Regions from separate parts of the Homo sapiens genome. Here region 2 is linked to region 1. Evidence: read pairs that join two places in POLR2A ChIA-PET (ENCODE). Cell type or tissue: GM12878. All regions are shown on one strand. Links, peaks and the distances in the headings refer to the core of each region. The heading gives the core; the rest is flanking DNA. Region 1 overlaps KCNJ6 (potassium inwardly rectifying channel subfamily J member 6). Region 2 holds the start of DSCR9 (Down syndrome critical region 9).

Region 1 (16,629 bases), core at 4,441-12,440:
GTTCTGGAGGCCAGAAGCCCCAAATCAAGGTGTCTGCAGGGCCACACTCCCTCTGAAGGCTCCAGGGAAGAATCCACTCCATGCCTTTGTCTGAGCTTCTCACTGGCCAGCAACCCTTGGCATTCCTTGATGTGTCTACAGACCCATCACTCCAATCTCTGCCACCATCTTCACATGGTCTTCCTCTCTCATGGCCATCCCATTGTCTCCTCTTTTAAGCACACCAGTCATACTGGATTAACATTCACCCTAATGACCTCATCTTAACTTGGTTACATCTGCACAAACCCTATTTCCAGGTAAAGCCACATGCATAGGTACCAGGCATTAGGCCTTGAGTATGTCTTTTTGAGGGACACAATTCAACTCAGTGAGCTAGCCTGCACAAATTCATTTTTTTTCTTCCTATTTCTGGATGCTGGGTTTAGATAAATCAGCCTGAAAAATTTATATACTTCCATATTAGTCTTCTCATACTGCTAATAAAGACATACCCGAAACTGGGTAATTTATAAAGGAAAGAGCTTTAATTGACTCACAGTTCAGCATGGCTGAGGAGGCCTCAGAAAACTTACAATTATAGCAGAAGAGGAAGCAAGCACATCCTTCTTCACACGGCAACAGGAGGGAGAAGTGCCAAGCAAAGGGGGAAAAGCCCCTTATAAAACCATCAGATCTCATGAGAACTCCCTCACTATCATGAGAATAGCATGATGGTAACTGCCCCCATGATTCAATTACTTCCCACCAGGTCCCTCCCATGACTAGTGGGGATTACGGGGACTACAATTCGAGGTGAGATTTGGGTGGGAACACAGCCAAATCACATCAACTTCTCAAAAGAGTTTTACAGTCAATTCACATTTCTAAGTAAAAGAGCTTAAGACCTATTTTAACCTACGACATAAAAGACTTCTGCTTTCGTGGCCTCCTGTTGCCCTGGAAGACACTCCTGCAAGAAGGCTGACCTGCCTTCAGCTGCATGTCTGTACAGCAAACCCACTCAAGGTTTGACACAAACCTTCTATGTGTGAAACACATGCTGAGATTTCTGATTTCTGAGAGTTGAAAAGAACCATGCAATTGTAAATCATGTACAAAGGAATAAAACATGGCGGCTCTGTGTGTCAAAAGGTTTTCCCCTGCAAGTCCCACAGACATGGGGAGTGCATCACATCGGTACAATTCAGGAGAACACTGCCTCTGACTCTGCCCGCCTCCCCCGCATCCAAGCAAGCAGCCAACAAACAAAACAAGCCCCAGTGAAGCTGTAGCCTACTGTGGGTTTCCAAAAACCTTTACAGAATCGAATCTGGCAAGATGGCACATGGGGGCAACCTTAATAAAAATCTTTCCTGTAAAATATTGCGCATTGAAAGTCAGGTTATAAATTCTGGAAATTTCTCCCTAAAGTTAAACACAAGGGATCCTGAGGGTTTACTCTGATCTCCTGAATCTAACTGTACGATGCTCACCTACCTATCTCAGAAAGGTGAGTGACAGAAGGACTGGGAAGCAGGGAAGGCATAGGGGACGGGCTTTCCTCCTTGCTTTCATAGGATACTTTCACAGGTGGGCCTCTCAGCTGTGTGCTGGATGGATGAAAGGTGAGCAGGTTTTGCAAAGGCAGGTTAGGGGAACCACACACAGACACACACAGGCAAAGACACACACACAGAGACAGGTACAGACACACATAAACATGCACACATAGACACAGAGACAGATACGAACACAGACACGCATAGACAAACACACAGGCACACATGCACGGACACAGGCATGTACACTCTGCACTGTACACGATGTCATTTTAGGTGTAGTGAGAATAATTTTATATAGAGATCAAAATTTTGCCTCATATCTATGAATGGTTCCGACTAGCTAGAAAACCATGGATGATTAAGCACTGCTTAGAAATGTGTCCCTAAAATCTACAAAGTTAAAAAAATCCCTTAATATGTATTTTAATTTGTGTAACAGGGGATTTATGAATTGAGTACTTGTAGGCTGTTTGGGTGAGAACATTTCCAGGCTTTCTTAGACCCAGCTGAACCTAGGGGGCCCAGGTTGCAAGTGTTTGAACTACCAGATACCAAGCCCTCTCAGTGACCCCCTCATATATAAATTTTAAAGGCTTGAATATCCAAGTGCCAAAGTCGATCATTTGAGATAAGGGCCTCAGCTCTGCATTTCACTCTTTCTTCTTGCAGCTGCTGTTCCTGTTGGAGGTAGCAAGGACATTGGTGCTGATGCTGGCGGCAGTTGTGGTGGTGCTGGGCTGGGTGTGGGTTGATGGTCTCAAGTGTGGGATGGGGAAGGGGTGTGGGATGGTGGGGGTGGAGACACGCATCACATGACTCTCAGATGATTCTTGGCAATAAGAAGACAAAGATTTTCATGTTGGGAGCTTAAACACTGAAGAATTTGCAGGTATCTTTTTAAAGCATTCTTGTGATTCTTCTTTAAATCAATGGTTCTCAACCCTGGCTGCCTGCTACAACCATGTGGGAGCTTTTGAAACATACCAGTGCAGAGACTGTTCCCCATTGTAATTCTGATTTAATCAGTCTAGGGTTTTAGAGTGAGGAGCTCTTCAGGAGATGCAAATGTGCAGACAGGGCGTTGAATCATTTCAGGTCAAATGGGGCATCCCAATACAGCAGTAAGAGTGAGAGGGAGCCCTGGGCACAGCCATTTCTTCTGCAGGAACAGCACTGATGTGGTCCTGGCTGATCGTAAAGTCACCTACCTCAGTTTTTAATAGTTATTACAAAATATTTCAAGCATTCAGGAAATTATATGGAATTTCTATGCTCTGACCTCCAGGTTTAATGACTGTTAGTATCTGGCTATATTTCTTGTTTATTAGTTTAGAAAATACAGCTGTAAAAAAATCTGGTGGCTCTGACTGGGTTGGGAAATTTGGGATACCTTTGGGCAAAATGTATTGAGAAGACAGGCTGCTCACTTAGGTCCCTGCTGGGTCATTTGCACTTTAGTATAAGTGAGGCAACAGGGTGAAGGCAATGGTAGAGACTTAAGGTTGGGCAAAGATGGGGAGGCAAGTTGGGAAAAGGGGTGCAGAATGGGCATAGGGCTTAGGATGTCTATGGCAACCCCAGGTTGTCCACTGTTGACCCTGGCAATGAGGTAAAATCTTTTCACTGAGGAGTTTTTAAGAAGAAATCACTATACAGGAGAGTGAGAAGTCCCAGTTTTAGCATTCTTTGTCCCCATATGGCTTCTTTCATAGTTTTTTTTTTTTTTTTGAGATGGAGTCTTGCTCTGTCACCCAGGCTGGAATGCAGTGGTGTGATCTCGGCTCAGTGCAAGCTCCACCTCCCGGGTTCACACTGTTCTCCTGCCTCAGCCTCCCGAGTAGCTGGGACTACAGGCGCCCGCCACCCAGGCCAGCTAATTTTTTTTGTATTTTTAGTAGAGACGGGGTTTCACCATGTTAGCCAGGATGGTCTCGATCTCCTAACCTTGTGATCCGCCTGCCTTGGCCTCCCAAAGTGCTGGGATTACAGCCTTGAGCCACCGCACCCGGCCGGTTTCTTTCATAGTCTTATGTTACATTCCTGGGTACCCTTTTGAATGTTCCCCTATTTTTTTCTTTTTTTGGAGATGGAGTCTCACGCCATCTCCCAGGCTGGAGTACAGTGGTGTGATCGCGGATCACTGCAATCTCTGCCACCTGTGTCCAAGCAATTCTCCTGCCTCAGCCTCCCAAGTAGCTGGGATTACAGGCACCTGCCACCGTGCCCAGCTAATTTTTGTATTTTTAGTACAGATGGGGTTTCACTATCTTGGCCAGGCTGGTCTTGAACTCCTGACCTTGTGATCCACCTGCCTTGGCCTCCCAAAGTGCTGGGATTACAGGTGTGAGCCACCGTGCCCAGCCTGTTCCCCCTATTTTCTAGGGAAATGTTGACTTCTTTGGTCCATACCTTCTTGCAACAGCACTCGGCTCCAGCACTGTGTGTATAAATGGCAGCCTGTGCCCTCTCTCACCTACGGCTGGAGAAGCCTTTTTTTTTTTTTTTCCTCTGCCTTTCCTTATTTGGAGTTGATGCTTTTTGACATTTCTGTCCAACAAATACTACCTTGGGTTCTGGATTATATTCTACGGAAGCAGCTGACATTTCTTTGATCCTTCCATTTGAAAATATTTATTTTAAAAAGATTGAGAAAGGTAGAATTGACTTCTAAAATACTTCAATAAATAACCACTTTCAAGTTGCCATGATTCACTTTGGCAGAGAGATGCTATAGACAGATAACCCAGAGCAATGTCAAAAATAGACACAAACGAACCCTGCTCAATTCTGGCCTCTTCCTTTCTCTTTCTTTTCACTGATTCTATTCAACATCCTGCCTTCTGCAATCTTAACATGATCTGTTAAATTATGGTATAATCAAAACCCTGTCACCCTCCATCACTTATAACTTCAGGAAGCCTTATAATTCTTGCTTAACCATTCAACAAAACAAACATATCAGGGGATGGTCTAGCAAGCTTAGTTCTAGAAGCTTATTTATCCTTCTTTGATATCTGTCTAAACTCATACAAAGGAACACAAGTCACTTAGCAGATATGTGGAAGTTAGGTACAGCCTTGCAACATCACAATCACCAGGGAGCTTGCTGGAAAATGCAGAATCCCAGGCCCCACCCCCGATCTACTGAACCAGGATCTGCATTTTAACAAGAGCCCCAGATAACTGCTGTGCACATTGAGGTTTGAGAAACACTAACTTACAGCATAAAAATCAACACTTGGCTGGGTGTGGTGGCTCACGCCTGTAATCCCAGCACTTTGGGAGGCCGAGGCAGGTGAATCACAAGGTGAGGAGTTCAAGACCAGCCTGGCCAAGATAGTGAAACCCTGTCTCTACTAAAAATACAAAAAAATTAGCTGGGTATGGTGGTGGGTGCCTGTAATCCCAGCTACTTGGGAGGCTGAGGCAGAGAACTGCTTGAACCCGGGAGGCGGAGGTTGCAATGAGCTGAGTTCGTGCCACTGCACTCCAGCCTGGGCGACAGTGAGATTCCATCTCAAAAAAAAGAAAAAAAAAATCAACATTGTACCACTCAGCTCCCTCATGCAGCATTAACTTACCTGCCTAGAAAATGTGGCTTTACTACTTTTGACGCTGCTTTTAGGTCCCCTCTAGGTGAGGCAGTTTTAGGGAAAAAAAGCACCAATGATACAAGCATTTTCTTCAAATTTCTTTTGTTAATGTGAGAGTGATAATTACAGTCTCACCAGTTTTTTTTTAAAGAATCTAGAGATGTCCACTTTATTTTAAAATTATGTTCACAGTGTCATATTTTCTATTTTCCTCTTCTTCAGAGATGGGATCTTGCTATGTTGCCCAGATTGGTCTCAAACTCCTAGGTTCAAATGATCCTCTGGCTTCAGCCTCCTGAGTAGCTGACATTACAGATGCAAGTCATTGTGCCCAGCTCCATATTTTCCATTTTCTAACTAAAATGACATATGCTAAGCAGGGGAGAGAAATACACAGAACTTCCAAGCTATAGCAGTTCAGCTTCTTTCTAAAACCCAAATAATAGCCCTGGGATTTAGAGATGAGCAGGAGAAGGGCTTTTCTTAAGGATTCAGGAGGCAACACGGCTTTGTCCTTAAAGACCTTAATGATCATGCCTTATCTTGCCAACTTTAGCTGCCTAGAAATGTGAAGGGCTTAGAAACAGCCAGGGCTGAGTGGGGTGCAGCTAGCTTCAATATGACCCCATTAGTAGCACCTTTGGAGGTGTCTGCTCCTAGTGGGAGAAGTATGACCAGACTTTTGAATAGAACCAGCTTTGTTTCTGGCTGAAGATGACATCCTTGCTTTAGTAAATCCTCCTCTCCATGATCCAACATTTCTCTCCTTGACCCATCCCCATTTCTAGCTACCTTCACTGACCCCATAGAGGTCATTCTTTGGAAGCACCTGAAATAAAAGATGCACAGCCCTTTCCTCCTCTGTCCCTCCCACCTGGTGAAAGAGGCAGACTTTCCCATTAACCTGCCCTCAGGGTGAAGTACATTGTCCTGATTACTTCAGTAAAGAGGAACATTGGAATGAAGGTACCCCAATCAGGGAGGCTGTGTGATGAAGACAAAGGGCTTCAGAGCCATCTCCCTCCCTCTCCTGCCCTGACAGTGGTGCCCCATTCCCCATTTTTAAAAGTTGGAAATCTGAGGCAAAGCCTTATTGTAAAATGTTGCAGTTTCTCAGGTATTCCCAGGGTGAAATCTCACCCCTAAAATCAGAAACTTTCTCACAAGTCTGATAAATGCCTGCAGGCTCATTGTATTACGCCGTTCTTGGACTGCTATAAAGAAATGCCTGAGACTGGGTACTTTATAAAGAAAAGAGTTTTAAGGGGCTCACGGTTCTGCAGGCTGCACAGGAAGAATGATGCTGGCATTTGCGGCCTCTGGGGAGGCCTCAGGAAACTTACAATCATGTCGGAAGGAAGAGGTGAGAAGCAGGCACGTCACATGACAAGAGCAGGAGGAAGAGACAGAGGGGGAGGTGCCACACACCTTTAAACAACCCGATCTCGTAAGAACTCACTCACTATGGCGAGGATAGTGCATGGATGGTGTTAAACAACTTATGAGAAATTCGTCTCCATAATCCTATCACCTCCTTCCAGGCCCCAACTCCATTATTAGGATTACAACTCAACATGAGATCTGGGCAGGGACAGAGACCTAAACTGTATCACCCATGCTAACTGCTGAGGCTTCTGAAGCCCTTCGTAGGGTGCCAGAAGCCACCTGTCTGGTCATCGTGCACACACCTGTTTCCACCTGAGATGACCAGGCTGATGTGGGGCTGACTGCTTCTCACCTGCCTGGCATGGGGTTCGGCTGTGTCTTTGCTAGTGGTGCCTGGAACATTACGGGCACGGAACATGCATTTTCTTGTGGGCCGTGAAGGTGCAGAGGCCACTTTTCTTGGGTCTCCAGGTGAACCTTGGGACTGTGTTACCACTAGGAGGGCAGAGCTGTCACCCCCGATTCCTGGGGGAGACTCAAGGGTGGCACGTGGGCTTGGGGATGAACAAACTCATGGAAGCCTTGTAGGAACACTCAGGGTTTCTCTGGCAGGAGCCAGTGTCTGTCAGAGGAAGAGACAAGCTGACAGCCTTTGACAGAGAAGACACCCGGGCCCCAGAGGCAGCGGAGGACCCCAGGCTGACAGACACACCTCCACCAAAAACAGAGGCAAGCTGACAGTGCCTGGAGCTCACGGTTTGCTTCAGAAAAGGCACCTGAGCTTCAAAAAGGAAAAGAAGAAATGAGTGCCCACAGCCAGGCTGCTGGGAATTCATCCAGGAGCTGTGGCACTGCTGGGGAGGGCCAGAAGCCGGGGCTCCTGCCAGAGCCAGGAGGGCAGCTGGTAGCTGGTTCGTGTGGGAGGCTGAGCTTTGCCTGTAGGAACAAACACTGTGGCTGCTCTTGCTAAGGTATTTAAACAGCATCTCAATGCTGGGCTGACAGTTTTTGGGTATAACTGGGTTCTCTCCATTCTACAAGGCCACTTTGGCTTCTAAGAAGGCAGCTCTAAAAAGAAGTCCCCTCTCCTATTACCTTACAGAACCCCCATTGGTGCGTGGACTCCTCCCCTTGCTTAGTGTGGGAGCCCCACCCAAGGTGCAGCCCAGCAGGGAGACAGAACAGTGTTGTTCAGTCCTGGCTGGAAGGTGTGTGCACAGTGACCCCCGATGACAGCCAAATCCATCCAGGTACAGCAATGGCAATGAGCAGAGGGAGCCTCAGCCCAAAGCTTCCCATGCTGGGAGAAATGACCCACCACACAACACTTTCTTTCTAGAAGCAAAGTTGTCTGTTCCACTGCCTTGTCTAAAATCTTGCTTTAGCTGCTGACTGGCTCTGAGAGGCCACCTATGGTCCTGATCCTGGTGCTCTCCGTGCCCTGTGGCCTGTCCCCATTTCCCCAAAGCAGACCTTTCTTCACACTCTCTCCCTGGGATTGTACTCCATTGTCACACTGCCCTCTAGTCCCTCACTTTTCTAAGCCTCTGTCCCCAGGGCTACCTCGGATTTCCTGCATCCATCAGGGAAGTCTCTGCCTTTGAAGTCCTGGCTCAACCAGGGGTCCGTGCAGACTGGACAATCGCATGTGTCCATCTCAGGGACAGGCTTATCATCACAGCCATTGTATTCTGTACCACCTGTTAGTATAAAAAGTCTTTTGCATCTGTTTTCCCAAAGTTGCCACAGCACTTAAGACCCAGTGGGATCCAACCCCTATTTGCTACGGGAGTAAAAATTAAGTGAGATGGGAAATCACTCCTGAGTTGGAGATCATGAGAAAGAAGAAGGGAAGATTCCTATTAAATGACTGTTATTCAAGTGAACCTTGGACATTGGGCTGTGTGTGCTCACTACTGTGGGTTCTCCATGTTGACCGCCCTTTAAAACCATCTGGGAGGCTCGATGAAGTATCCGTGTGGGAAGGGGAAGGCAGAGCGTGATGGGGGCCACCACACATGGTGTGTCTGAGCAGCTTTGGTTGCTGACGCTAGCCTGGCATCTGTGGAATCTGATTTGTACATTTGAGTGGCCATGAAATGGGCTCTAGTGCCCTTACCGGTCATGGAAAGTTCTATTCCAGGTAGGCCACTGCAGAGTGTCTGTCAAGGATTGTTCCCATTGGATTTCATTTCTTTTAAATTTCAAAAATGCCAGTATTGGGAGGCCAAGGTGGCTAGATCACGAGGTCAGGAGATCGAGACCAGCCTGGCTAACATGGTGACATCCCATCTCTACTAAAAATACAAAATTAGCCAGGCATGGTGGCACATGCCTATAGTCCTAGCTATCTGGGAGGCTGAGGCAGAAGAATAGCTAGAACCCAGGAGGCGAAGGTTGCAGTGAGCCAAGATCACGCTACTGGACTCCAGCCTGGCTGACAGAGCAAAGACTCCATCTCAAAAGAAAAAAAAAAAAAAGAAAAAAAGAAAAAGAAAAAGTCAGTAATGTGTTACTGTTCTATTATTGCCCTAGAAAGGCTGTAGGTGGTGGGTGGAGTTGCAGACCAGGCTCCACAGATGTTATGCATCCTGGGCAATAAGACATCTTCCCTTTCAGCCTCAGTATTTCCATCTGCAGGTAATATCAAAGCACTGGATACAGAGGTATTAGAAGAACTGAATTGTTATAATATTTGTGAAATTGTACTTTTTAAAAGGGAGGCATAGCCAGGGAAAAACATTTCCTTTTTCATTAGTTTAGGTGTAATTTACAGTTGTTTATGATGATGACCCTCTCTTTGCTATATTTCTTTGTTGAAGCTTTGAATACAGAAAAAAGTTTTAAATATCCTGCTTTAACAAGAAAATATTATCCAATGTTTTAAAATAAGAAAGGTTAAAAAGAACTTACATAGTAAAAATGCAAATATTTCCCTCCTTCTGTTAAGAAGTAAAGGCTTTCAACCCTTTAATAAGTATACTTTTCTCAAGTTTTCAGGGGGCAAAACAGCTAAGAAAGGGAGAGACGGCTCCGTCTGTTGAGAAATGTGATTTTGAGTTTCTCCTGGGTAAAGGTGGAAGAACAGTGAGAGGAAGAGATTTTTGTCTTTTGTGTATAATCTCGGTAGAAATCATGACATCGCTTTAATGATATTCTTGCACATGTGAAACTAATAATAGTTTGTGAGCCCAGAGGGAAAAACCAGTTTTGCCCTGAAATACAGCCAAGTTGGACTAGAAAAGCGATTGTTAAGGAAACTGTCCTTAGCTGGATTGTCCTCTTCTCGTTCTCTCTCACTCCCCCTCACTCTGCTTCTTTCTCTCTCTTTCTCCAGCTCTCTTGTCTCACCCTCAAGTCTAAAAATTATAACAGCATTTCAAGAAGCTAATACACTACCACACTTTTGCTGACACTCTTAAAATCTCTTGTAAAGAACACACCTTGGACCCTCACAGCCAGTGAATGTTAATTGAAGAGTGGACCTTGGTAGTGTCTGGGAGAATGCTGAAAAAGACCAGAGGTGGGAAGAGTTCAAGGCCAGATGTCCAAAATGCAGGGCCAGAGTCTCCTGACCCTGATCACAAATCCTAGCTACCTGGTACAACCTAACCTTGTGAACTTGGCTTCCAGTTCCCTACCTACAAAATGGGAAAACAGTAAGTTCCCTTCCTTCCTGGGCGCTTGTGAGAACCAACTGGCTTAATGACTGGGACATTATTGCTGAAAGCTAGTAGCATATGAGTTCCACTATGCAAAGGTGTTTGCTTGGTGTCTGATGTTAATTCCTCCTTTACAACTCGCCCAGTTCGTGTGGCTGGGAGGCTCAGGTTGGGCACAGGTTCTGGCAGCTGAGAATGACCTGTCCAGCTTCTTTGAATGTTTTCATGTCAAATCAGATTGCTTCTGTGGTCAATGGATGAGGGATTACAGATTGTTCTTTCACTAGGAAATGTTAGAATGTAAATAGGCACAGCCTTTTTGAAGGGCAATTTAGTGAAATGTAACAAAAGCTTTCAAAAAAGTGCCTACCCTTTTTACCCAGCAATTATATGTATAATGCTTTATACTAAAAAGGCATTCTGATATAGTGTGTAGAAAGACACAGTGTGTGGGAGATGCTTATACAGCACTGTTTACAACAACAAAAAAAGGGAAAACAACCCAAATGTCCAAAATATAGGATGCTATAAATCCACAGGAAGTATGTTTTAGAATCACTCACAATGCAGCCACCACAATGATAGTCTATGTTTCGTTGACCATATCGAGTACCTACTATGTGCAGGACATCAACTAGGGAAACATCAGTGAACAAAACGAACAAAAGAACTCTACCCCTAGGAGCTTGCCTTCTATTGCAGGAGACAGAAAATAAACAAAGCCACATGCAATTTGCGTGGCGTGTTAGAAGGTAACGCATACTATGGAGGAAGTTTAATCGGGAAGGAGGAGGTGGCAGCAGAGGTGAAGGATGGGTGCCAGCACAAACTTAAAGGAGGTGGGAATGAAGGCGCTTGCTGAGAAGGGGCAATTCTGGGTGGATTTGATGGGAGAAAGGCAAATCTGGGGAAAGGACATCCAAGGCAGCAGAAGGAGTGAGTTAGGAGGCCTGGACATATGGAGCAAGTATCCATCATGTTAGAGAAACAGCATGAGGCCATCAGCAAGGTGCGTGAAGAGCAGGGAGTGAGACCCACAGTAAAAGACAATGAGCCCAAAGAAATCTGCAAACCACTCCTCATTCCTGACTTGGAGAGAAGTTGATGATGAATTATCAAATAACAATATCAGTCAACAATATATGATCCAATTTTAGTTATAAAACATAAAACATAGTAAACCCTCCTATTTACAGTCTGTGCTATATTCTCCCCCACTTCTGCCTCCCCCTTCCTTCTCTCCTTCCTGCCTTTCTTTGTTCAAAAATTTAGCTTATCTGAATGTTCACATTTTTCTACAGTGAACATACTTGTGCAACAAACAAATAAGAAAGGCTCAGGTAAAATAAATTGACAGTATTTTATTGTCTTTGGTCAAGCTGTTTGAGCACAGAATTCACCAATGTTAAAATGTGTTTACTTTTCTGAATTAGCAATAAACACTATTTGCTTTGTAGAAAGGTTAAAACAGTGGAAGAGCTCAAATTGGGAAGTTACTTTAAAGGTGAGTGTTGTCTTAGAGAAAGAGTAGGTTGGTTTCCACAAGTTAGGCTATACCCAAAATACACTTTCTCTGCATTTCTATCGGTGAAATTTCCCCAGGGTGAATCTGAAAAGTGCCAGTGTATGGAAACCACATGGAAATAGAGGGATAAAGGTAGAGAGCTCCTCCACCCCCACACATGTATCTACAGACATGTTCAAACTCATCTGTAATCATAAGAGCATTGACCTTGACTTTACCGTAAAACTTTGATGATTGAGAATGCTTCAGGACTGGAGTGTTCCAGTTTAATTTGAATTATTTGGATAATTGACTCAACCAGGAATAAACAGACGTTCAAGTTAGGATTTCAAATTCAGTTGTTAAAAATCTTTCTAAAAAGTGAGCTCCCTTCTCTATGTTGGTAAGTGTGCTGTGCTGGACACAGTTCAGTCTTTGATGATGTGGGTGCCCTGGGATGTAACTGGGTCATTATTCTAGTCTTAAACTCATTTATTTCTCCTTTAAAGTCCTAGAAGAGTAGTGTAAGTAGCATATCTGCCTTCTGAAGTAACACATATGCTTGGCATTAAAAATTATAAAATCATTAAATTGTTTATTACAGTTTTTCATATCCTCTTAGAAGCAGGGGACAGGAAAACCAGCTAACTAATTTGTTTTTTTTAATTATCCCAATTTTGTAGCTAGAAAACCTGATATAGAGAGAAGTAAAATAACTCATCTAATAGAGCTCAGTGTCTGTCAAAGCTCATCCCATAGAACCACATGACTCCAGGTTAACTCCAATCTCTCAGGCTCCTAGAAAGGAAATATGATTATGCCCAAGGGCATGAGGACTTAGGTTCTGAAGATCTTTAAGGCAACCCAGAAGAACAATGTCAATACAGGAAGACCAGAAATCAGTGACCTGGACTGTGCTTCAATTTTTATATGGCTTAGAGAAGTGAATGTTACTTCCCTTGTCCCATCTGAAACACAAATTTATTCCTTCTCCTCCATCGTTTAAATATCACATCTGAGTGACATCTAGAATGGATGTTTTTGCCAGTACAAGTTACTAAGAAAAGAAGAAAGCTCTTTCCCATGTGACATCTCCCCTCTGACCTACATAACAGTATTTTGGTGTTTTATTTCTTGTACAGTGGGTCCTCACAGCATTCATAGAAATGGCTACAATGTGCCTACATGGAATAATAGATTCTGTATTATTTTTCCAAAGATAACTATTTTCAATAGTTTTAATAGTTTCTGGTAGTTCTCAGTACACTTTAAGGATTATAGAAATATTATTCAAATATCATATATTGAATGGCCCTTCCATGAAAACATAGGGGATACAATAATGTGTAGTCTGACCCTCGTTGGCAAAGAAGTTTGCATCTGGCAGAGAGAAGAAGTGTGCAGGAAGGCACCGGCCTACAGGGTGGCTGCAGAAGAAACCCCACAGACAGTGCCCATGGTGAGAAGATAAAAGCTCAAGCCTGAGAACATGACTTTGCATTTTGGTGGCATTTTCAAATATACTTTTAATTGACATCTCAAATTCAATGACCTGGACATCTAACTCAAGAAGCCACCTAGTTTATTGTTTTGATTTCTCTGACATGACAGCATATAAATTACCCTTCCTTCCTTTTAAAACAATGCCAGGGTGTGAGAACCTCTGTTTTCAGCAAGTCCCTCTTGCACATATCTTAAGCCCATTTTTTTTCCTCTCTCTTTATTAGAAACAATTGTCCCTTCCTCTCCATGCTGTCTGCGATTTGTTCTCAGGGGCTAAGAGCTTCAGTGTTCCTACTCAGTGTTTTCTCTTTCTTTGCCAACTCAGTGAGACCCCTCTTGCCTTTTCTCATGATATGATTTGGCTGTATCCCCACCCAAATCCCACCTTGAATTGTAATAATCCCCATGTGTCAAGGGTGGGGCCAGGTGGAGATAACTGAATCATGGGGGTAGTTTCTCCCTACTGTCTCATGGTAGTGAATAAGTCTCATGAGATCTGATGGTTTTATAAAGAGGCATTCCCCCGCACAAGCTCTCTTGCCTGTCACCATGTAAGATGTGCCTTTGCTCTTCTTTCATCTTCCACCATGATTGTGAGGCCTCCCCAGCCATATGCAACTGTGAGTCCACTAAACCTCTTTCCTTTATAAATCACCCAGTCTCAGGTATGTCTTTGTTAGCAGCATGAGAATGGACTAATATGTAATGCAATTGGCCATCTTATGGAATCTTAGGGTGCTTTAAGGGGACAGAGTGATTGGATCTGTTTTGTGGTTGGAATATGAAGCACAGATGACTCAATCAGATTACCGGTGTCTGAAATGACATGGGAAGAAGCCAGGACAGACACACAGGGCTCCTCACTCTATTTATCACTCTCCATGTATAAGTCTTGCCTTATTTTAGCAATATCAATAGTTCCTCTGGAAATTAAAAACAAAACAAAACAAAACAAAAAAAAACGAAGAAGCAACTTGAGTCCAGATTCTTTACCTGAAGAAAGAAATGAACTGCAACAATACTTGTACATTGCAAGGGCTCAAGTAGTCAAATGAGGTTATGATTTTTCACCAGGACACCCAGGGTCTGTCTTTAGTGCTAACAGCCTCCTGACACCTATTTTGTAATAAAAGGACAATTTACTTTATATTGGTAGAGAGTAACCAAAAAACATCCAGATATTGTTGAGTAACTGATCATTTTAAGAAAACCTTATTAATGCAATGAAAATATTGTGGGTTTATTTGAAAATGGCTGGTGGGGTTTAATTAAATTCTCCTATCCCACAACAGTTTTTTGTGTTGCTGAAACCACAATGTGATCCTTTCTATTAGCTGCTCTAAAGTCCAGGTTTCACACTTTTTGTGGGTGGGCTATTGTGAATGACTTTGGTATTGTTTGGGTGATTTATAACCCAAGGATTTTCAGGTGAAATATACCTTCTGATGCTGGATCCCATGTTCTAGCTATTATCCCAGTGGCCAAGATAACCACTTTGTACTTCCCATGAGAGCTGAATCTCACAAAAGACTCAGCCTTGCTAACTTAAAATAAACTCCACTTATGCACACGACAGGAATAGAGAAGACTATCTCAGTGGTGCAAGCCAAATAAACAATTTCCCTGAAAAATAAAATTCATTGACAGCAAAGTATTTTTGTTCATTTTTTTTTGGTATCACTTTGGGGTCTTGAAAAAAAATTATCTTCACTTACTTAGAAGTTCTATACTGACCCACACTTATCACTATACTGAAGTAGTGGGCTGTGCCATAAAGGTTAAGTTCCACATAAACCCCATTTTATTTTTTTACTATAGACTCCTTGTTTTCATGGGGTCTCCATTCATGCTGTTTGGGAGCCAGGCTAAATTCCCAGTGACTTCTATCAAAGCATAAGTGAGTTTTACTTCATGGGCAGAGAGAAGGTTTGTAGTTTGACAGATATGGCTGAATGACTAGGAGATGAACATCAAGCAACATTGTTTTTGCACAGGAGAAAAAAAGGAGTCTTGTCTACTCTCTGCTCCAGATCACAAAATAAAATGGTCTCATCATATTCAGGATGAACAAGTTTCCCATTCACAGCAAATCCCCAAAAACATGCTCTTAAACTCTGCCAGCCAAAACCTTGCACATGAAAGTGACAAGACACCACAGCCCCTATCTGGCTGCTGCAGCAGCTCACCTAGCTCTCTGCCCAGCACCGCTATTTATTCACTGGAACAACCTCAACACTCTGCGCCTGGACTGCAGCCACGTGCGCTCCCTCTGGCCCATGCAGTGTGGTGTGAGAGCTTTCTTTGGGTGGAATCCATCATCAGCCTGCTCTCTTGGCTCATGAGTGATTATCTGCTCTCAGCACCACTGATGACACTAAAGCAGGTCCATTTTTCTATTACTCATTTACTGCTTCACACATGCTTAGGGCTTCTTGCCTTCTGATCAGTGTCCTAGCTGTGTGTCCTAATCCCAGTATTTAACTCTGTCTTGCTCATGACTGCCAGATTAAAATTCCTGTATTTCCTCCCACTTGCCCCCAATCAAAGCAGTCACTTTTCCAAGAGCTATGAGCTCATGTACCATGCCGATGCGTGGCGCTCTGATTTCCATGGTGTGGTAGACCATACCCCTGCCTGATCAATCCTCATTGCCAATACACCCTATATATATGTAATGGCAAAACCGCAATTACTTTTGCACCAACCTATAGGTGGGTTCCTCATAGGAAAGCCCTCTTTCTCCTGGGAAAACCTTACTAAGCACCAAAACGCTACTGTTCTTCCAAGACTCCTTCACATTTCCCCACATCCCTGGATGTTTTCTGCAGATACCAGCCCTTATTAATGTTCTCCTCCCTCACTTAAACTCTAGCACCATTCTCTTGTGTAATGCTATGCTTCTTTGTGTACATTATTGTTTCATCAATACTCTCATTTTCTAAGTTTAAGGCCTCTGGGAACTGAAGTCAGGGCATTTTTTTCTCTATGTCCCCTTGTCTTCTTTAGGTAGTAGGTACTTAGCAGAGATTTGTCAACTGACTAACCCAAGAAGCTAAGACAATTCTGGACATAGCTATGAAGCGCCAATTTCTGGCAATATGAAGGTGGTCAGGAGATGTTTAGAATGAAAGTAAATGTTATATAGTTATAACTCTTCCTCACTTGACTGCATGAAGGTCTGCTGTGATAAGCCCTCTATTCAATTTTCTTAATATGGCTTTTCTCAAGAGTACAACATTCTTATTCACTGATAGCATCTTTTATTTAAAGGATAATAAATGAGACTATTAATTTTGAAAAGAACAAATAAACTTCAGGATGGATTAACTATAATTCCAAAATACTAAGCAGTTTATTTAAATAACCTGCATAACAGAGAAGCCCTTGCTTTGTGCTCATAATCTTTGCAACTTAGTGTGATCATGAGTATTTTTTCT
Region 2 (16,629 bases), core at 5,419-13,418, 690 kb before region 1:
CATGAACCCTCCTTCTGCAGCATCTGCCCCATCTCCTCCTGGGCCGAGTCATGCCTTGGGAGAGACAGCAAAACCCTGAACAGCAGTTCAAGGTCTTCTCAGCCTTGGGGTGATGCCTCCAGTGCCACTCCCTGAACTTGATCCCACTGCCAGGGCTGCCTGCATTCGCCCACTCCCTCAGCAGGGGTTTTTAGAGCATGAGTTTGAGCTAGGTTTTCTGCCAGCTGCTAAAGACCCAGATGGGACTCATTTTGTGCCTTCAAGGCGCTCAGAGTTAAGAGGCAGTGAGCTAGAGTAGAAGTTAATGGTGCAGTAAGGGTAAGTGCTGTGAGCTGCAGGGAGAACTGTGCCTGGAGTCCCAGGCGACACTCAGGTCTGCTCTCACATCGAAAGCACTGTCTATGCTCACCAGACTGTGAGCCGCTGAGGCCAGAGCCCTCCATTCATCTCTGCGTCCAGCACCCGACACCAACCCTGCCCATGGATGTTTGCCGGATGAGCCATCCGTTTGTTTTGTTTTGATTTGCACAAGTAATCCATGCTCATAGAAACTAGAAAATAGTAAAGAAAAAGATTAAATCTCCCTTACCCTGAGGCAACCACTGTTAACTGTTTTTCTAGGCATGTATGTATACATGCAGCCCCTTTATTAAAAAGTGAGTTATATATGATACATGTTGTCTTGTTAGCTGCTTTCATTCAGCAGGCTGTTGGGGCCAGCTTTCTATGTCAGGGATTATGGGCTTCCGTCATGATTTTCCTTTTGGCTACACAATAGCCCATTGTGTGGATGTGTTGGAATTTACTACCCTCAACTGTTAGATGATTAAATGTATGATTAATTCACACCATGCCATGTGATTATCCCATACTGTACTTTAGGTATGGTAATCTTCACCTGGGGATCTTCTGGTCACATAAAACAGTTTTTTCTCTGAGGAAATTAGAACTTTATACTTTTCTTTTTGTATTTTTATATTTTTTCTTAAGAAATGCTATTAAAAAATAAGTTGTTTCCTCAGACTGTTTAGCTGTAATTGTGAATAATTTGCCACCCTTTGTGGCAGAAGATGTTTGAAGGCCACTTGAAGGAAGAACTCGTGTCATAAAAACAACTGTAGTTATTCTTTACTATTCAGGTGTGTTTGTTTCCACAGGCACTGGGTGCAAGTTCCTGTGAAATATGCCACGAGGTGTTCAAATCAAAAAACGTGCGTGTGCTCAAATGTGGGCACAAGTATCACAAAGGGGTAAGAGCTCTTTTTGGCCATCCTTACAGCATGCATTGGGACCTTCAAATATTTTCAAAATAAGAAAGGAATTGTTTTCTAGTCATCAGTATTTATTGTGCTTTCAAACTATTTTCTTTGCAAACCTCCCGTGTCAGTGTTCAGTGCCTCCCTGTCCTCACACCAGCTCTGCAGGAAGGGCAGCTCTGGAGACCGTCCTTTCCATCCCTTGTGGGGAGAGGGGAACAGCAGCTCCAGCCACTCGTTAGTGCTGAGATTCAAAGCAGTATTAGTTCCTTGAAAGGTGATTTCTTACACACTTGACTAAATGGAGAAACAGTGAAACCATTTTTTTGACTTAGTGTAGTATATGAAGTCAGTTTAACATTTTAGAGGAGAAAAACTAAACCTAGCTGAGTCCCTTCTGCCTGACCCAGGGACAGTCCTGCTCGTACCGTTCTGGGATCTGTGTGTGAACTATCATGGTGTTCTAGGTACCGTGAGCATTTGTGTGCACCCCTGCTGCTGGGTTAGAACAGATCAGGTCTCTGCCATGGGGATTTGCTAATCCCTTGGAACGGGATAAATACAGCATGCTCACTGAAAGGAATTGAGACCACTTGCCAAGTCTCTGGTGTGGTGTGCCTCCTTGGGTACAGGGTCTTATATTTGGGCTAGCTGACTGTCCACAGCCTCTGCAGTGTGGGCAGCAGCAGCAGGAGTGTGGCGTGCAGGCTGGAGGGCTGTTCCAGAGCCAAGGGCCAAGGCCAGGCCAAGGGATGGGCTAAGAATGAGTGATTGGGTCATAGGGCCGAGAATGCCAGGCTCTGGAATTTGGCGCAGCTGAAGTGGAAGAGCCGAGCCTGGAACCGGGGATCAGGGCAAGACCACCCCCTGAGGCCAGGTTGGAGGCCCAGAGCGCTCAGGATCTGACCCTGAGGTGGGATCGTTTGCGGCTGGGGCTTTGTCCACACTCTGGCCTGAGCGGGTGTTGGTGTCCCTGAGTATTGGGCAGCTCCAGGCCCAAGAGACCAAGGGCAAGTGAGCCACGCCTGCCAAGGAGCCCAGCAGCACAGGGGAGCTAAGCTTCCTCATGGTCCTGAAGGCATCTTCTGATTTTGTTTTCTCCTTTTCAGTGCTTTAAGCAGTGGCTTAAAGGGCAGAGCGCTTGCCCGGCCTGCCAGGGTCGTGATCTCCTGACAGAAGAGTCACCTTCTGGAAGAGGCTGGCCCAGTCAGAATCAGGAGCTGCCTTCCTGCTCTTCTAGGTAGTCACACTTCACTAAAGTGTCATCCACCAGTGTGTTGAATCCGAAGAATGACAATTTTCTACCACTGGTGTAAAAAACAAACATTTGAAGACCCTTGTGCATTGTGTGTCACAAAGCTAAATACATGGAAATCGTTAATATCGCTGATATTAAGTAATTTCCCCACTCTGAGTGAATACTTTGATGATTGCCAACAGTGGCTAATAAAATGACGGCTACCACACTCATGGGTCACTGGGGCTGCGCAGGGCTCTTTGAGGTGGGTGGCTTCTTTTGGAAAGTACTATGAACGTCTCGAAGCAGTATTCTAGTGATAAGAATTCTTAACATAGCCAAGCGCCCCACGTTTGTTCCCCACGTTTGTTCCCCTTTTCTGTTTGAAAAACCTGTTCTGGTAGCTCCACAAGAGAGATGATACTGACTTTTTAAATTTTTTACAAGAGTCTGTATTCCTGATATGCCTATATTTTTCCTCAAAGATTCTGCATTTTAAGGATGGGCATAAGCAAACTATATTTTAATAATTTATAGTTAATGTTAAAATATTGGCTGATTTAGACCAAAAGATTCAAATCTCCTCTTTGTGAAATCCCATCTGCATTTGATTTTTTATTATTTTATGTTCCCCCGTTAGATTGTTTTAAGTGTTTGCTTTTCATCTTTTATAGATGTAATCTGATTTTCAAAAATCATTAACACTTTTTAATTAGTATCGACTAAGACTTTTTCCCCCTGGAATCGAGGCTGTGTGTCCGTCATCCCAGCCCCCGGTTGGAGCCTGCTCTTTGAACTCCGCTGCCTTCCTTAGCAGCTTCTGTCCTCTTCTGTGAGTCAGTCAGCGAGTGCTTGGGATCCGCATCCAGCCGTGCTGAGCACACAACAGGCTGTGTGTGGAAATGGCCACCACCATTCTCCTTCCCCACCCCACCACAAAAAGAGAAGCTGTGTCTTTAGACAACCCTGAGGTATCTGTGTTACAATCGTTCTGTGTTTGATATTTGTGTAAAGTATGCATGCAGTCTTGTACTGTGACCTAAGAACAAAACTGTAACTGCATTAGAAACCATGAAAAAATTAGATATTGTTTTGTGACTTTTAGACAGTGGTAAATATAGAACCATGAATTCTGGTCACATTCCATTTCTCTCCAACATGAAGGATCAAAAAATGTTTTTCAATGTGTTCTTTGTTCCACTGGAAACTTAGAGTCATGAGTTTATGAGCTGATTTGGTCACCTTCCTCTGCCTTTGTTCACTGTGAGTTCTGATGTCTTAGTGACTTAGTTCTTAGAAGCTCACGCCTTAGTTTGAAACAGATTCTCCACGGTGGTCCCCAAAACACTGTCTGCATATCCATAAGAATTGAGCGCTATGGGTGTTAACGTGCATGAGGATCAGTTTGCAGCAGCAAGTACAAAAGGAGAAGAGGAACATCCGTTGAATGAGTGTGTTTTGTACATAACTTCAGATACTTGTGAACATGCCTTATATTTGTCCAACAACTGTCAGAATAAAGAACATTCTAAAATGAGAAGTTCACTGTCACTCTTGTCCATTCTTTCTTAGAGAAGTTTAAAAATGCATTCTTCTGGAAAACTTAGGACATGTATGTCATGCTAACATTTTAAGAGTGCTTTCGTCAGGAAAGAACAGCCACGCCATGCTGTGTCTGAGGAGTCTGACCAGGGATCTCAGGGCGTTTTAGGGCCTGGGTCAGAATTTTCCTTTGTGCCTGCGTAAGATCGACTATAGGAGTTCACACAGAGATGATAGAGTTTACTTCTTAAGGCTAAATTAAGAGATTTTTCATGTGAATACATATAAGGATGTTGAAGATAAATTGCATTCCTTGGTATATTTTTTGAGGCATTTGTGGATTTATGGGCCACTGAGGCTGTCGATGGGGTTTCCTCTATAGAGGGGCTTCTGGGTATGCTGAGCACTCACAGAGTGAAAGCTCATTTGAAGAAAGCTCATTTTCAAAATCTGTCTTCTGTTTTTTCAAGTGTATTCAAAGTATTATCAGTACGTATTTTTAGTCTGATGGCATTTAATTTAATTTAAAGCAATGACTATTCCTTAAGAATTTAGGCCGGCCGCGGTGGCTAACGCCTGTAATCCCAGCACTTTGGGAGGCCGAGGTGGGCGGATCACGAGGTCAGGAGATTGAGATCATCCTGGCTAACACAGTGAAACCCCGTCTCTACTAAATACAAAAAACTAGCCGGGCATCGTGGTGTGTGCCTGTAGTCCCAGCTACTTGGGAAGCTGAGGCAGGAGAATGGCGTGAATCCGGGAGGCGGAGCTTGCAGTGAGCCGAGATCGCACCACTGCACTCCAGCCTGGGTGACAGAGCGAGACTCCGTCTCAAAAAAAAAAAAAAAAAAAAAAGATTTTAGATTAGTTTTCCCTGCTGAACTGCTTAATCTATGTTATGAATAATGGATAGCCTGGTATAAAATTGAAGTGGTGCCCCAGCAATGCAAAATGTTACTACGGTTTTAAGGTAATCTCAAAGACTACAGAAGTGCCCCCACTTATTCGTGATTTTGATTTCCACAGTTTGTTACCCACGGTCAGCCGTGGTCTGAAAATAGGCAAGTACAGTGCAGTACAATAAGATATTTTAAGGGGGAGAGACCACACTCACATAATCTTTACTACAGTGTAATTGTTCTATTTTATTACTAGTTCTAGTTGTTCATTTCTTACTGTGCCTAATTTATAAATTAAACTTCATCATAGATACATATGTATAGGAGAAAACATTGCATATGTGGGGATTGGAATTTTCTGTGGTTTCAGGCATCCACTGGAGGTCTTGGAACATATCTCCCACGGATAAAGGATGTGTGTGTGTGTGTGTGTGTGCAGTCGCAGCAGGTGGTCAAAGTGCTCAACACACCACAAACTGAAGCAGTAAAACTATTTTAGAGTAGTTTTTTAGTCAGATGACTGGAGAAGGGAATTAAAGGAAACAGTAGAAGACACAATAGCAAAGATGGAAGTTCCTTCTGTCAGCCTGAGGTACTTACTCAGGAGGCTGAAAAAGCAGAGGCCGTAAAGTGATAGGATGGTTGGTCAGAATGAGGACCAAAAAGCATCTGCAGTATGACCTCAGAAAGAAAGAAGGTATCAGAAGGAGAAGCTGGGAGGGTATACAGATGAGTAAATTCCTGGTGAAGTGCTCAGCACAGTGCCTGCACACAAACTCGTGATAACCGGAGCTAACAACTAACTGTCACTAAGATTAAGGGCCTGGAAATTGCACAAGAAAGAGTAGGATAGTACAGTAGGAAAGCCGCCGTTAGTTAGGAAGTCCACTTCCTCAGTGTGGCCTGGATTGGAACACGATCCAGTGGTGAAAAGAGCAAGAAGAAATCAGATCACCTCAAAGTCGTTTTGGAAAATAACAGCTTTGTTCCTGAGATCTCCCTGAATTGACTTCAGGAATATTGTGATTCTATAGCAATGGATCATTTCACCTTTTGGCTTTCCCAAATTATCGGACTGAGCAGCTTTGAGTCAACCTTTCCTATCCAGTTTGGGTTGAGGATCAGGGCCCTGTGGTGGGCTCACTAGGGATATGCCCTGGAGCATCGGTGTGGCCAGGCAAGGCTCATTGTAGTGGAGGTGTGTAGTCCAGACTCCCTGGCTTAGGGTGAGAACTGTTACCATTTGTTCCATCATCGCCTCTACTTTTTTTTTTTTTTTGAGACGGAGTCTAGCTCTGTCGCCCAGGCTGGAGTGCAGTGGCATGATCTCCACTCACTGAAACCTCCACCTCCTAGGTTCAAGCGATTCTTCTGCCTCAGCCTCCTGAGTAGCTGGGATTACAAATGCACACCAGTACACCTGGCTAATTTTTATATTTTTAGTAGAGACACGGTTTTATCACGTTGACCAGGCTGGTCTGGAACTCCTGACCTCAGGTGATCCACCTGCCTTGGCCTCCCAAAGTGCAGGGATTTATAGGCATGAGGCACTGTGCCCAGCCCATTGCCTCCACTTTATACTGTCTCTTCCTATTCTCCCTTTAAAGGTGAAAAAAGATAAATATTAGCAAGAATGCAGAAACTAAACAATAGTAAACTAGAAAATCCTAATGAGTCATCCATTAATCAAGTCGGATTGATAAACCATCATGGCAAAAAGAGACTTTTAACTATGTTAAGAAGAATAATTTGGGGGCCAGGGCCTGGTGGCTCACATCTGAAATCCCAGCACTTTGGGATGCTGAGGTGGGCAGATTGTTTGAGCTCAGGAGTTTGAGACAAGCCTGGACAACATAGTGAAACCCCATCTGCAAAAAATGCAAAAATTAGCTAGGCACGGTGGCACATGCCTGTGGTCCCAGCTACTTGGGAGGCTGAAGTGGGAGGATCACTTGAGCCTGAGAGGCAGAAGTTGCAGTGAGCCGAGACTGCACCACTGCACTCCAGCCTGGGTGACAGAGTTACCCTGTCTCAAAACAAAAACAAAAACAAGATCTCCATATGAAAATAAATGAAGCTTGACCTCTCACAGCATATACAAATGTCAATTCCCAATGGATCACAGTCCTCAATATGGAAAGCAAAATAATGCAGCTTCTACAAGAAAACAGACAATCTTCCTGCCCCTGGAATAGGCAAAGATTTTAAGGAATCACTAGCTCCAAGAATAAAATGTTGATAAACTGGATTTTGGTCTGCACTAAGAACTCTTAAGTTGCTGTTGAGAGAGTGAAAAGGCAAACCATGAAGTGGAAGACGCTGGTAATCCACACTTCCAACAAGACTCCTCCAGAATGTACAAATAACTACAAATCAGTAAGAAAAAGATAACAATATATTAGAAATAGGCAAGAGATTTGAATAGGCACTTCGCAAGTATCCAGATGGTTTGTAGGCATTTTGATAGCCACATTTGTTCAAAATCAATCACCAAGGAAATATAAATTAGAACATTGCTGGCAGGGTGATAGGGTTTGGATTCGTGTCCCTGCCCAAATCTCACGTCGAATAGGAGGAAGGGCCTGGTGGGAGGTGATTGGATCATGGGGGCGGATTTCCCCCTTGCTGATCTCATGATAGTGAGTCCTCATGAGATCTGATAGTTTAGAAGTGTGTGGCATTCCCCTTTGGCTCTCTCTCTCCTGCCCCCATGTAAGTCATGCTTGCTTCCCCTTCACCTTCCTCCATGATTGTACATTTTCCTGAGTCTCCCAGCCATGCTTCCTGTTAAGCCTGTGGATCTGTGAGTCAATTAAACCTCTTTTCTTCATAAATTAGCCGGTCTCAGGTAGTTCTTTATAGCAGCGTGAGAACGGACCAATACACAGGGTATTTTAAGTTGTCTTGAAGTTTCCTGGTTCTAGCAGGTAGGACCATGTACTTAGCAAGGACCTGTTTTGCTGTTCTCTGGGGCATGGGTGAAGGTCTGGGGTGTGAGAGGCTACAGTGAGCTGTAATCACACCACTGCACTCCAGCCTGGGGGACAGAGTGAGACCCTGTCTCAAAAAACAAAAAAAAAAATTGAATCATGTATACACTTATATCAAAAACCAATGTACTCCTGATTACCTCAACTTATTATGTTGGGATTATTGAGGTCTATAGTATCTGTATGGTGGAAATACCGTATAATGCAACTCTTCCCAACTCTGTGTTTAGTGGGGTGACACTGGTAGCTTGAAATCAACCATCGTTGGAGTACTAACACCACAGTCATTGGCAAATGCTGTTTTGCTTCCCTGGAAAAGCTGGTAAAGCCTGGAGTTCTGCTGGTCTGGTGGTGCTGGTCTGGTGGTGCTTGATACCTTTCTCATTTCACATTTGAAATGGTGATTCAGGCACTCAGCAAACCCTGCTGGGATGATTTCTGCTGAGAGAGCTCCTTCCCATTGCTCTTTGGCTAGGGTCCTCACTTCCCTTGCCACCGCCTGGCCTTGCCTGGTTCTCTGCCATCCTGGAAAGGAGACACTGCTCTCTGCAGCGTCTCTGGCCCAGAGACAGGCCGAGTCTGTCATTGCATTAGCCTCTTAGTGGTTCCTTGGGGGCCACTCCCAGCAGAACCTCTGTCCCTGCCACAACAGGTCCTGTGCTACGAAACACCAAGGAAGTCCCCTTCCTGCCTCTGGCCAGGCCCTGCCTGAGAGGGTGCATGTGAATGCAAAGCAGGTCTGTTTCAGGAGTGCCCAAAAAGAAGCCACCAGGAGGACACCTCCATGCCAGAGGTGACTCATCTTACCTCCCAGAGGAAGGACTGGGGCCGGTCCCTTGGCCTTGCCAGGACAGCCTCCACAACGAGCAGCTGGTATGGTTACAGGGCTCCTGTGGCAGGCACTTTCAAAGAGACAAGCTTGCTCTCTGTAACATGTGCCTTTGTGTCAAACAGACCTGTCATTGTTTTCAGCAAATACCTTGGGACTTCAGTGCATAAATACCATTCTAGGTATTTTTCAGAAGTTGTGTATAAAGGCATTCTGCCTAATTCCTTCAGTCCTCTATTTCAGTTTCTATTTATTTGGTGTGATAGAAAGCTCTTAATTTAGATCTCCCCACCGCCAGTTCCAAGAAATCTGCCACCAGCTCCAAGCCTCATGTCCTGAAGTGCCACCTCATTCCCGCGGGGTGAGCCAGCAGCCTCTGAAAAGAGGAAGCCATTGAACAGATCACACTGTGCCTCCCGCCGCTGGCTGCCGCCCCAGCGCCAGCAGGACTCCGGCTTTGACTGGGGACTCACTGGAGGCCACATCGCTTTTGCTTCCAGTTTCCAAACTGCCACCACCTCGAAACTGCCAGACCTTTGAAAGCTGAGGCACAGTGCCTCACCCCTTCCTTCAGAAGACTGTCCAGCTCCCCCTCCTTCCCCTCCTCCCTCCCCCACTGGGGACCTCTCCTAGGGGAGGGGTCTGGTGTCCTCAGCTGGCTCCTCTCCACCTTCGCTTCTACCCGGGGGCTCCAGTGCATCTGGCTTTATCTCTGGGGTGAGCCATGCGGCCCTGGTCATCTGGACGGGCCACTGAACTCCACACATTCACCTGTTCACTGGCTCATCCATTCATTCATCTGGTCTCATGTGCTGCCCTGTTCTAGGTGCTTCCATACAAAGGGGACAGAAGAGATGATGGAAGGCCTCAGTACTGCAGGAGGGGAGACGGATGTCATCTACAATCACACAATACATGGGAGGTCACAGGTGATCCCGAGGAAAACGAAGCTGGGAAGGGGATGAGGGAGTCTCTTTGTCTAAACTTGACCCAGGTTTAGACAGAAGCCAGGAACGGCGTCATCTGAGTGCAGCCTGAGGGACGGGGGAGGAGGTAGGGGCAGGGGCGGGCAGTCAGGCAGAGAAGCCAGTGGAGCGATGCCCGCTAGGGTGTTTCCAGAGCCCGAGGAGGCCAGAGCCGCTCTTTGCCTGGAGGATTGTACAGAAGTGGGGATTCCCAGGGGGTGGATGGGGGTGGGGGCTGGGGGGCAGTGGCCTGAGCCTGGCAGCTCAGGGATTCATGCGGCAGGCGGTGCAGCTTGTTGGTCAACCTCATGAAATACTAGTTTTGCACGTGGCCTTAGACTCTGGGGACTTGGTCTGGGGCCAGGTAGGGGGCATTTCTGATGTGATGTCACCTGTGTTACTCTATCCGTCAGGGCCTTACGGAGCCCTTGCTTCCTCCAACACCCCCACCGGCTTTCTCCTGTGGCTTAAAATTGACCTAGTCAGTCCTGCCAGTGGGTCTACCCTGCAGGCCCATGGGAGCACCCATGGATCCCAGTCCTGGCCCAAGCACCTGCCCTCACTGCTACCCACCCCAAGCCATCAGCCTCATTCTCACTTTACCTCCTCACACCTGGTTTCACTGAAGCCTGGGCCAGCCCCCTCAACCCCTTCCCAAGCTCCCATCTACCCCTGCCACAGCCCTGCTCCCTGCAGCAGGGGCCTCAGAAGTTAGTCTCTTGGAGCGCTGGGGTTAAATGAATGTGCCTTGCACATACTAGCTGCTCAGTAAACACAAAAAAACTCAACCCAGGCTCCAGAACAAGAGCCACACCCCACAAGCTGGCTGTGGTGGCCTCTGAATCTGAATTCCCACCTCCATGTGACCTTCCTTAAGCCCCTCACTCCAGCCCTGCTCTTCACCATCTCCCAACATGATATTTACTAATGGTCATTTCAGGTACTGTGTTACCTGTCCACAAACATTGCAGCATTTAATTTCCCCAAGTACCCTATGAAGAAGAGATTACTCTTGCCTGCATTTTACAGACAAGGAAATAAACCTAAAAGGTTAAGTGATTTCCCCAAGGTCATGTAACTGGAAAATGTCAGGATTTGCACTTGCTAAGCCAACTCTCTCCTCTAGCCATTCTGCTTCTTCCTCTTAATACAAAACCCACTTGTCCCCCAAGGTTCAGCTCAGGTTCCCATGCCAAAACCAAACCTTCTTAGGCATGCAGGTGGCAAAAGCCTTGGAACCCCTGTTTACTACTGCTCACCCTCACACCACGGCTGCAGTGGCTTTCCCCTTCACGTTTGCTCATGAGGCTGATGCAGGGCAGGTGAGACCCAAAATCGGGGCTTAGCCCGGGAGGGTTCTTGGCTTCACCCTGGAAAGAATTCAAGGGCAAGCTGGTGGTGTTAAGACAGCAATTTTTATTGAAGCGGCCATGCATAGCGGCAGCACAGGTGCTGCTCCCTGCAGAGCAGGGCTACCCCATAGGCAGTGCGTCCAGAGTAACAGCTCAGAGGCAGTGCTGCAGTCCTATTTATAGCCACTTTTAATTATATGTAAATTAAAGGGCAGATTATGCAGGAGTTTCTAGGAAAAGGGTGGTAACTTCTGGGTTGTTGAGTCCTTGCCATGGGAAGGGGAAGTAATGTCCGGGTGTTGCCAAGGCAATGGTAAACTGACATGGCACACGAGTGAATGTGTCTTATGGACGGTTGCTTCTTTTTAGGACTTTATATATTCTAGACACAAGTCATTTGTCGGATGTGTTTTGTAATTTTTCTTCAAGTCTGTGGCTTGCATTTTCATTTTCTTAACAGTATTTTTTAACGGTCTTTTGAAATTTTGAGGAAAAGTCTTCAATTTTGATGAAGTCCAATTTATTATTTTTTTCTTATTATTTTTATACTTAGTTTTTTTTTTATTTAAAAAAAATCAGCAAGGCTGGGCATGGTGGCTTGTGCCTGTAATCCAGTACTTTGGGAGGCCAAAGTGGGTGGATTACTTGAGTATAGGAGTTTGAGACCAGCCTAGGCAACACAGCAAGATCCCCCCCTCCCCATCTCTTTTTTCAGAAGAAGAAGGAGAAGGAGAAGAGGGAGAGGGAGAGGGAGAGGGAGGGGGAGGGGGAGGAAGGGAAAGGGTGGGGAGGGGGAGGAGGAGGAGAGAAGGAAAGAAGAAGGAGGAAACAAATCTGCCAAACCACCCAAAGTCAATAAGATTATTCTTCTCAAAGTTTTTTAGTGTTCTTACATTTAGGTCTCTGATCATTTTCTAGTTGATTTTTGTATGTGCTATATCATGAGGATTGAGGTTCACTTTCTTTTTGCATATAGTTAACTGGTTATTTCAACTTGGAGCCTTGAAATCATGTAGCGTAAGTCCTCTAATTTTGTTCTTTTCCAATTTTGCTGTTGACTATTCTATTTATTGCCATATTAATTTTACAATTAACATCAATTTTTACCAAAAAGTCTGCTTGGATTTTGATCTAAGCATCTATAGATCAATATAGGGAGACTTGACACCTTTACATGATTGAATCTTCCACTCTGTGAATATGGAATATCTCTCCATTTATTCAGGTATTCTTTAATTTCTTTCAGGAATATTTTGTAGTTTCTGGTGTACACATCTTTCAATCTTGCACATCTTTTGTGAAATTCATCCCTAAGTATTTTCTATTTTTGATGCTGTTAACAATGTTTACTTTAATTTTAATTTCTGATTGTTCATTGCTAGGATATAAAAAAGCAATTGGTTTTTGTATATTTATTTTATATCCTGCAACCTTGCTAAAGCCACTTATTGGTTCTAGTAGCTTCTTTTTATGGATTCTGTAGAATTTTCTACATAAATAATCATGTCATCTGAGAATAAAGATAGTTTAAATTCTTTCTTCCCAATCTGGATGCCTTTTATTTCTTATCTTACTGAACTACATACAATGCAATTAAGTCCAAATGTTGAATAGAAGAGATGAGAGTGGGCAATTTTACTTCATTCTTCATCTTAGACTGAAAGCATTCAGTATTTTACTACTAAGTATAATGTTGATTGTAGATTTTTTGTAGATGCCCTTTAGCAGGTTGAGGAAGTTCTTTTATAGTTCTAATTTGCTGAAAGTTTTTTTTAAATCAGAAGTCAATAACAGATTTGTCAAATTTTTTCTGCAATTTGGATGATTATATGTATCAAATTTTAAGTTTTCCTTGTTTAATCTGTTAATATGATAAATTATTTTTAAATGTTAAGCCAACTTTACTTTCTTGGGATAAACCCCACTTGGCCATCCTTTTTATATTATTGTTGAATCCAATGTTCTAATTTTTGAAGTGAATATTATTTTAAATTGACAAATCATAAGTGTATATATTTATGGGATACATTGTGATGTTTTGATATGTGTATACAATGTGGAATAGTTAAATCAAGCTAACAAATATATCCACCAACTCACTTATTTTTTTGTGGTGATACATCTGAAATTTACTCTTTTAGCTATTTTGAATATACAATGCATTATTAACTGTAGTCACCCTGCTGTGCAAATAGATCTTGAACACTTATTCCTTCTGCCTAACTGAAACTTTTTACCCTTTGACAACGTATTTCCATTCTCTCTCCTGTCCCTACTCCCCAGCCTCTGGTAGACACCATCCTATTCTCTACTTCTATGAGTTTGACTTTTTTAGATTCCATATGCAAGTAAAATCATGTGGTATTTGTCTTTCTGTGACTGGCTTACTTTTTTTTTTTTTTTTTTTTTTTTTTTTTTTAAATGAGACAGAATCTTGCTCTGTCTCCCAGGCTGGAGTGCAGTGGCATGATCTCAGCTCACTGCAACCTCTGCCTCCCAAATAGCTGGGACTACAGGCGTGCGCCACCACACACGGCTAATTTTTGTATTTTTGGTAGAGATGGGGTTGGTCTCAAACTCCTGACCTCAAGTGATCCACCCACCTTGGTCTCCCAGAGTGCTGGGATTACAGGTGTGAGCCACCATGCCCAGCCCGACTGGCTTAACATAATGCCCTCTAGGTTCATCCATGTTGTCATAAATGACAGAATTTCCTTATTTTTTTTTCCATAAGAGACAGCCTTAAATAAAAAAGAAAGAAAGAAAGGGAAAGAAAGAAAGAAGGAAAGAAGGAAAGAAAGGAAGGAGGGAAGGAAGGAAAGAAAGGGAAGGAAGGGAAGGAAGGGCCCTTTTTTTTTTTTTTTTTTTTTTGAGACAGAGTCTCGCTCTGTTGCCCAGGCTGGAGTGCAGTGGCGTGATCTCAGCTCACTGCAACCTCTGCTTCCCGGCTTCAAGCAATTCTCTGCTTCAGCCTCCTGAGTAGCTGGGATTACAGGTGCCCACCACCACGTCAGGCTAATTTTTTGTATTTTTAGTAGAGACAGGGTTTCACCATCTTGGCCAGGCTGGTCTTGAACTCCTGACCCCATGATCCACCCACCTCAGCATCCCAAAGTGCTGGGATTGCAGGCATGAGCCACTGTGCCCAGCCAGAATTTCCTTCTTTTTAAAAGCTGAATAGTATTCCATGGTGTCTATAGATGTATCATATTTTCTTTATCCATCCATCTGTTGATGGTCACCCAGGTTGATTTCATATCTCAGCTATTGTGAATAATGATTCAGTGAACATGAGAGTATGCCCGGCCTCTTTCACTATCAAAAAGATAATAGCCATTGTAACAGGTATAAGGTGATATCTTTGTGGTTTTAATTTGCATTTTCCTGGTTGGGCGTGGTGGCTCATGCCTGTAATCCCAGCACTTTGGGAGGCTGAAGCGAGTGAATCACTTGAGGCCAGGAGTTCGAGACTAGCCTGGCTAACATGGTGAAACCCCATCTCTACAAAAATTACAAAAATTAGCTGGGCATGTGGGCCGGGCGCGGTGGCTCACGCCTGTAATCCCAGCACTTTGGGAGGCCTAGGTGGGCGGATCACCTGAGGTTGGGAGTTTGAGATCAGCCTGACTAACATGGTGAAACCCTGTCTCTACTAAAAATAGAAAATTAGCTGGGCATGGTGGCGCATGCCTGTGGTCCCAACTAATTAGAAATAGTTGTTTCCAATTTCTAATTTTTAAAAGTTTTTTGCATCCATGTCCATGAAGAATATTAATCTATATTTTCTTATATTGTCTTTCTTTGACTTTGATAACAAGGTGATTTGGCTTCATATAATGAACCCAGACATCCTTCCTTCCTCCCTCCCTCTCTCCGTTTCCCTTCCCTTCCCTTCCCTCCCCTCCCCTCCCCTCCCCTCCCCTCCCCTCCCTTCCCTTCCCTTTCCAACAGGGTCTCGGGCCGGGTGCAGTGGCTCACTCCTCTAATCTCAGCACTTTGGGAAGCCGAGGTGAGTGGATCACGAGGTCAGGAGTTCAAGACCAGCCTGGCCAAGATGGTGAAACCCCATCTCTACGAAAAATACAAAAAAATTAGCCAGGCGTGGTGGCAGGCATCTTTAATCCCAACTACTTGGGAGGCTGCGGCAGGAGAATCTCTTGAACTTGGAGGGCGGAGGTTGCAGTGAGCCAAGATTGCGCCACTGCACTCCAGCCTGGGTGACAGAGTGAGACTCTGTCTCAAAAAAAAAAAAAAAAAAAGACAGGGTCTCACTCTGTCGCCCAGGCTGGAGTGCAGTGGTGCAATCCCAGCTCACTGAAGCCTCAACTTCTCAGGCTCAAGCGATCCTCCCACTTCAGCCTCCTGAGTAGTTGGGGCTAATTTTTTTTTTTTTTTTTTTTTGTGTGTGTACACAAAGTTTCTCTATGTTGCCTAGGCTGGTCTCAAACTCCTGGGCTCAAGTGATCCTCCTGCCTCAGACTCCCAAACTGCTGGGATTGCAGGCGTGAGCCACCACACCTGGTTTGGTATTCTTTTCTCTGTGATTTTCTGAAAGAGTTTGTGTGGAATTGGTATTATTTCTTCCATAAATTTTGTTAAAAGTCATCACTAAACCCATGTGGGCCTGTAATGTTGGGTTTTCATTTTGGTTAAGTTCAAAATATTTCCTAATTTTGATCTTCTCTTTAACCCATGAGTTATTTAAAAGTATGCTATTTAGTTTCCAAGTATTTGGAGAGTTTTCAGATATTTTTCTGTTACTAATTTCTAATTTAATTCCAAGAGTCAGAGCATATACTTTGTATAATTCAAATCCTTTTACAATTATTAAGACTTTGAGTTGTTTTATAGTCCACAGTATAATCTATCGTGGCAAATGTTCATGTGTACTTAAAATATGAATTCTGAGCCGAGCGTGGTGGCTCATGCCTGTAATCCGAGTATTTTGGGAAGCCAAGCAGGGCAGATTGCTTGAGGTTGGGAGTTCGAGACCAGATGTTGTGCAATGTGCCAGACAGTCCCAGAGAGCGAAGTCTGATTCTGTGCTCGGTAAGACTTTCCAAAGTCCCACTGACCTCCACCTACATCCGTGCTGCTGCCCAGTGATGTGAACTGCATCTATAATTTTTTTTTTTTTTTTTTTTTTGAGATGGAGTCTTGTTCTGTCGCCAAGGCTGGAGTGCAGTGGCACAATCTCAGCTCATTGCAACCTCCGCCTCCCAGGTTCAAGCAATTCTCCTGCCTCAGCCTCCCGAGTAGCTGGGATAACAGGAGCCCACCACCACGCCTGGCTAATTTTTTATATTTTTAGTAGAGACAGGGTTTCACCATGTTGCCCTCCTGGCCTCAAGTGATTCACCTGCCTTGGCCTCCCAAAGTGTTGGGATTACCGGCATGAGCCACTGTGCCCGGCCCATAATTTTAAGATTTCTAAGAGCTGAATTTGAAAAGTAAAAATGAGCTGAGTGCGATGGCAGTCACCTGTAGTCTCACCTACTTGGGAGGCCGAGGCAGGAGGATCCCGTTAGCCTGGGAGTTCTGGGCTGTAGTGTGCTGTGC

Evidence for each region. ChIA-PET counts read pairs that join two places held together with the same protein. Peaks named below come from ENCODE experiments on the same cell type or tissue, not always from the same donor. Only the 100,000 strongest peaks of a DNase experiment are listed, where the experiment ranks them.
Region 2: POLR2A ChIA-PET joins it to region 1 with 10 read pairs; 2 of 35 experiments call an interaction of 5 or more read pairs at or near these places.

Annotation. Positions count from the first base shown.
Region 1 is chr21:37,889,599-37,906,227 of GRCh38, forward strand. All of the region lies in intron 1 of KCNJ6 (potassium inwardly rectifying channel subfamily J member 6), which reads right to left. Among named protein-coding and RNA genes, the nearest start is that of KCNJ6, 19 kb to the right of the region's middle. In GM12878, for the core only: no CTCF peak of the experiment used is centred there; no DNase peak of the experiment used is centred there.
Region 2 is chr21:37,199,075-37,215,703 of GRCh38, forward strand. DSCR9 (Down syndrome critical region 9) reads left to right here and starts at 9,429. Exons shown (of 3, transcript NR_026719.2): 1 at 9,429-9,470; 2 at 9,580-9,682. TTC3 (tetratricopeptide repeat domain 3) reads left to right here. Exons shown (of 46, transcript NM_001330683.2): 45 at 1,158-1,250; 46 at 2,366-4,033. The coding sequence ends at 2,500. It also overlaps the pseudogene RN7SL678P. RefSeq lists enhancers at 8,093-8,929, 9,228-9,417. In GM12878, for the core only: no CTCF peak of the experiment used is centred there; DNase peaks (open chromatin) are centred at 8,667, 9,257, 9,797 and 10,088; H3K4me3 peaks cover 1,721 bases; H3K27ac peaks cover 3,426 bases.